Regions from separate parts of the Homo sapiens genome. Here region 1 is linked to region 2. A link is a contact called in ENCODE Hi-C or POLR2A ChIA-PET data. All regions are on one chromosome and are shown on one strand. The core of a region is the stretch at or near the end of the contact, and the rest is flanking DNA. Distances in the headings are between cores, read along the strand shown.

What was found. Hi-C counts contacts between places; a loop is a spot of excess contacts on that map. ChIA-PET counts read pairs that join two places held with the same protein, here RNA polymerase II (POLR2A).
Region 1: a map of IMR-90 shows a loop between it and region 2 (1.8-fold over the local background). The contact joins two enhancer-like sites. A Hi-C loop is called at or near these places in 1 of 168 maps with a recorded cell type or tissue (IMR-90). POLR2A ChIA-PET finds 5 or more read pairs at or near these places in 1 of 52 experiments (MCF 10A).

What each region holds. Positions count from the first base shown.
Region 1 is chr13:109,743,276-109,745,975 of GRCh38, reverse strand. No RefSeq gene overlaps it. Among named protein-coding and RNA genes, the nearest start is that of LINC00676, 16 kb to the right of the region's middle. Within about 2 kb of position 1,360, at least 4 of the 41 ENCODE cell types and tissues checked have a DNase peak (open chromatin) inside an H3K27ac peak, as active enhancers do.
Region 2 is chr13:109,255,769-109,258,468 of GRCh38, reverse strand. No RefSeq gene overlaps it. Among named protein-coding and RNA genes, the nearest start is that of LINC03061, 8.4 kb to the left of the region's middle. Within about 2 kb of position 1,353, at least 11 of the 41 ENCODE cell types and tissues checked have a DNase peak (open chromatin) inside an H3K27ac peak, as active enhancers do.

The DNA of each region.
Region 1 (2,700 bases), core at 111-2,610, 490 kb before region 2:
AGAGTACGATTGATTCTCTGTATGCCGACGTGTCCAAGGACAGTTAGTAGGAGCGGAGGTTTCAGGGCATCAAGGAGTACTGTCCTTGCACACGGGCAAGGTACTGATAAGCTGTTGTCTGAAGCCCGAGAGCCGGTGCACCCTGCCGTGACCAGGCGCAGCTCTGTGCTGCAGGATAACGCGAGCTATCTCATCACTGTCTCATCACTCAAAAGGCTTCTGATGAAGGCCGTGGCTGAATGGGTTCGGTCTCATGCTAACAAAATCTTGATGCGGATGCACCCTCCATCCCATGTTTAAGATCTTTAATTTTATGGGTACGAGTAATAAAAAATAATCAGGCTGTGTATTTTCTGTATCCACTGATATAAATGTTGGCATCAGCATTATTATAATCTTAATTACCATCATTGGTTACACGTGCTAAAAATGTTCACGCCGTCTAAAAGAAAATAAAAACAAGCGGCGGCAGGACCCCTGCTCTCACACAGTAAAGGGCAATAAACATTTATCGACATGCTGAGGAGAGGAGATTGTCATATCCTATTAAAATAACCAAAGATAAGGTTTTAAAGAATTCAACCTGTCGGGCTGTCTTTTCATACGAAGGCCAGAGACTTCCCGGAAACCGCGATGTCCGCAGTGGCGTGGTAGGATCTGGTTGGTAACTGTGCACCGCGGGGTATGTGAGCGCAGGCGCTCCCGGAGCAGCGACACAGACCTGTTCATTTGAAAGGCATTAGAGGAGAAACTCCTGCGGTCAGCCTTGCCAACCTCCTTTGTCCCCGTGGATGTGTCTGGACACCCTTCATCACCCTCCCTCGGGGGACGGGAAGCCTCAGTTAAGAGCGAGGCCCAGTGCCCTCCCTCCAGGAAACCCCATAACCTTCACTTCCAGGGTAAGGGGCTTCGTCTACACAAGCTCCACCCGTCAGCCCCAGCAGCCTTTGAGCTAGAGCTGGCGGAGGGCACCGCCTGGCTCTGCTTCTCCTCCACCGCCCTGCCCTTCAGAGAGCCAGGCCAGGGAGTGGAGGCATGAGGGGCGAACCCTAGGGGCGTTTGCCTGGGATTCTGCTGTTGGCCTCCCTGCTGGGTGTGGCTGAGGCCCGATGCCCACTGCTGCATGGCGCCACGGCAGCCCTTGCCCCGCCACCCCATCCACAGCCCTAAGGAGGCTTCCTCAGCCGCTCTGTGGAGCTTTCGAGGATCCGCTTGAAGATGTCAGCACACTCCTCCCTGGCCGGCAGCCAATAGTTTGTTTATTGCTCTCAAAGCACACTCACACTCTTTCCTCCCGTCCAGTCCATTTTCTGAAAACACTGAGCTCTTGGCTCACGGTCAATGCCTTCTGCTTTTATCTGCTCGGCCTGAAACAGTGACGTCCAGCCAAGAGGCCAGAGCTAGGGCTCCTCCGATGCTCCTCCGATGCTCCAACGGTGGTGGCCCTGCTCCTCGATGAGGCCGGTTCCCGCAAGGCCGATGCTTAGGCATTTCAGAGAGATGCACTCTCCCTCTTCTTATCGCTTTCCCCTTCTGCTTTATTAAAATTAGGTGACTTTTCAAGACTCCATGCAAAAGGTGGCATGCATAGCTCTGGCCATGCAATAGAAACTAAAGTAAGGTTCCCGTGTATAATCCAATCACACAGCTGCCCCGCCTTGGTCTCACACCAGGTCTGCAAGATGGCAGCCCCTTTGGTTTGCCCTCCAGCCTTCTCTTAAGTCCTGGAGCCGCTCTGGTAATTGAGCCTTCCTTCTGGCATCCTCTGGAAGGCTAATTGAATACAGCAGGAGGCAGTCACAGAGCTTTTTAGCATTTCTACTTCCTTTCATTTGCACACTTTTCCAATAGGAAGCAAAGCTACTCAATTCAGGAGAGAACTCCCCTCTCTTCCTACTTAACCTTTCTCCTGCATACACAATCGGGCTACTCAAAGGTATGCTGTTTCCTTTCCGCTAAAAGTTTCCTCCTAATTACCTCGAGGCATCCAGGTGTGGCTGAAAATATGCTCAACCCCGGGTGTAAATATCTGCACCTAAGGGCAGTGAGTAGCAGAGCAAAACAGCTTGTGCAGGGCGCAGTGTGCTTAAAACAACCTGCAGCTATTTATCGGGTGACTCAGACAGGATGCAGGGGCCAGATGGTTAGCATCTTGCAAAGGCTGACGGGCACTTTCATTTGATTGTTTAAGAATAAGTTCACACCGGAAAGGGGATTTCACACGTCCTCTTCCATTCTGGATTTTCAGTGTTTCATTAAGCTACTTTATAAACTATTATCTTGGAGAAGAAACAAAAAAACTTTTAATTATGTTTCCTTTGCATTGGCGGTCAGGCAGACAGATGAAATTTTTAATTATTGAACTGCTCCAAGGTGTGCCTGTAAGTATATCTAAAATATGTCTTGAAATAGTTATTGTACCTTTTTCTAGAAAATGATAACTTCTATGTTTTCTTTGTAAAATAAAAACCCACTTGTGACTGGTATACAAGGAAGAAGCTGACCTGAAGCTGTCTAAATAATAAAGGCAAAACTAGTAGACCCCCAAAAACGATAGAGCTCACTCTTCTCTGTCTCTGGCACGTGGAGAAGGCATGAAACTATCAAAGGCCCCAGGAATTGAACTTGGGAAAACTTGGTTCAAGTCGGGTGGGGCAGTGGGCAAAGGGTTGATGTTGTTGAATGTCATGGACTTCATAA
Region 2 (2,700 bases), core at 104-2,603:
AAATGTGACCCTACCAAGAAAAAAAATCAGTTGATAGAAACAGAGCAGTGACTTTCTAGTTACCAAAGCTAATGATTTTAATTTAGTTGTGATCATCCTATTTGATCCATTTGGGAGGTACTTTGCTGATGATTACTCTTCCCCTCTCTTGGCATCTGTAACACAGAACATCCCTAGTTCCCTGACATTTCTACAAACCCACCTTCTCACTTCTTTATTGGCTCTTGTGTCTGCCTTATTTCTTTTTTTCTTTTTTTGAGATGAAGTCTCATTCTGTCACCCAGGCTGGAGTGCGGTGGTGTGATCTCGGCTCACTGCAAGCTCCACCTCCTGGGTTCACACCATTCTCCTGCCTCAGCTTCCTGAGTAGCCAGGACTACAGGTGCCTGCCACCACGCCTGGCTAATTTTTTGTATTTTTAGTAGAGATGGGGTTTCACTGTGTTAGCCAGGTTGGTCTCGATCTCCTGAACCTCATGATCCACCCACCTCGGCCTCCCAAAGTGCTGGGGTTACAGGTGTGACCCACTGCGCCCGGCCGTCTGCCTTATTTCTAAGTATTAGTGTTCCTCATGGCTTTTCTTTTCTTTTACTTCTTTCTGACTTATATTACAAGTTCTCTGAAGAGTCTCATTTATTCCCATGACTTGAATTAAACATTTTCTTTTTATAAGTTTTTGCTTGTATAATAAAAATATTTTAGTAATTATTATGGTTATTGTGTCCATATGCATTACACTTTATCAAATATTGTTATAGACTTTCTTTTGATTCCTGTGCAACCTGTGTGTGATGAAAAATTCAGGAACTCTTACTACTATTTTTAACAAAAAAGAAAAAAAAAGTTTAGCAAGATGAAGGTACTTGTCCAAGGTCACCTGTCTGGGAAGTGGTTTGGCATGGTCTAGAATCTGGGATTTCTGACTCTTAGTGCCAATGCTGTCACCAAATCTGCAGTTTTCTACAATGTGTCCTTTGTAATCCACAAGGATTGAATACACTGTGGATTATCACATATTCAATAATCATGATAACTGCTGTGAAAAAATTGTCTGAGGTTCTTATTTAATTTTGAAATAGAAACGTCTCCTTGTTGGGCAGTGATGTGTAGATGAGTTTCTTTGAATAATGTCTTTAAATGGACCGAGGCAAATTCTGTCAGGTGATTCATGCCTCACATTGACATTCCAAAGAGTCAGATTGCACAATGTGCTTTTGACTTTCTCCCTCTGAGCAATTTGAACTATTTGTGCTCACATGTCCTATCATGGAGCTAGCTGCCAGTGTGGATGTTCAGTTTCATCATGACTAGGATTCCTATCTGTGTGGACACAGGCAGGAAAGTCCAGGATAACTTCAGTATAGGGCTGTGGGTGGCTTACATTCTGAATTCATGGGTATTGTCTTCCTTTACAGGGAGGCTAGTGCCTAACATAACAAATATTTGTCAATGGTGATGATAGCTTTCCTTATATAGTTCATACTCCATCACTCTAGTTAGGAATGTTACACACTTTTTTCTCCTTAACCCAGGAATCCCTACTATGCCCTTTGATGTAATCCCATAGTTTTTGTTTTGGTATGTGACTTGAGAAGTCAAACGGTTGGACACAATTTTGAATTTTCTCAGTTTGCCTTAGCACATTCAAATAAAAGTCAGAAAATGCAGAGGTCCTCAGGAAACAAATATCCCCAGCCTCACCCCCAAACACACAACAACAACTGAAACAAAAGCAAACACATGAATTAACAAACAAACAACACCTTGAAAAACCTAAACTTTTATTAATGGTCTTTTCTGTACATATCTGTTTTCTCATTTACAATTTAAAAGTATTAAGGAAAGCTTATTTTAAAGTAATTGAATAGCGATATTTTGAATTACAGCCTCTGTTATGTTTGGGACTGCACCAGGCATCTTTATTTAAACTATTATTTTAAGTTCAGGGGTACAAGTGCAGGTTTGTTACATAAGTAAATTTGTGTCATAGGGTTTTGTTTTACAGATTATTTAATCATCCAGGTATTAAGCCTAGTAGCCATTAATTATTTTCTGGATCCTCTCCTTCCTCCCAGTCTCCCCTCTGATAGGCCCCTGTGTGTGTTGTTCCCCTCTAGTGTCCATGTGTTCTCATCATTTGGCTCCCACTTATAAGTGAGAATATGTGGTATTTGGTTTTCTGTTCCTGTGTTAGTTTGCTAAGAATAATGACCTCCAGCTCCATCCATGTCCCTGCAGAGAACATGATTTTGTTCTTTTTTATGGCTGCATAGTATTCCATGGTGTATATGTACCACATTTTGCTTTATCCAGTTGACCATTGATGGGCATTTAGGTTGATTCCATGTCTTTGCTATTGCGAATAGTAGCACTTATCATTTACACTCTTCAGAGTAGCGCTCATAATTGCTCGTTAAAATTCTGCTTAATAACATGATTAAACCTGTGTTGTTTTCAAAGGAAAAACAAATTTCATTTGCATATGCAAATTTCATATTCATATGCTGTAACCTGTGTGTATCATTGCCCTTTATATATACTATTGATTTTAGTAGGGGTGAAATAATCTTTTATAACTGTGTTTTTCTTTCTATGTAAAAAATGTATGCTTGTTACTAGAAGGTGAAAGTAAGGGTTAAATGACTTAGAGTAAGAAAAAGAGTAAGTTTGTTGTGTCATTTCTGAATTCCTTTTGCCCTT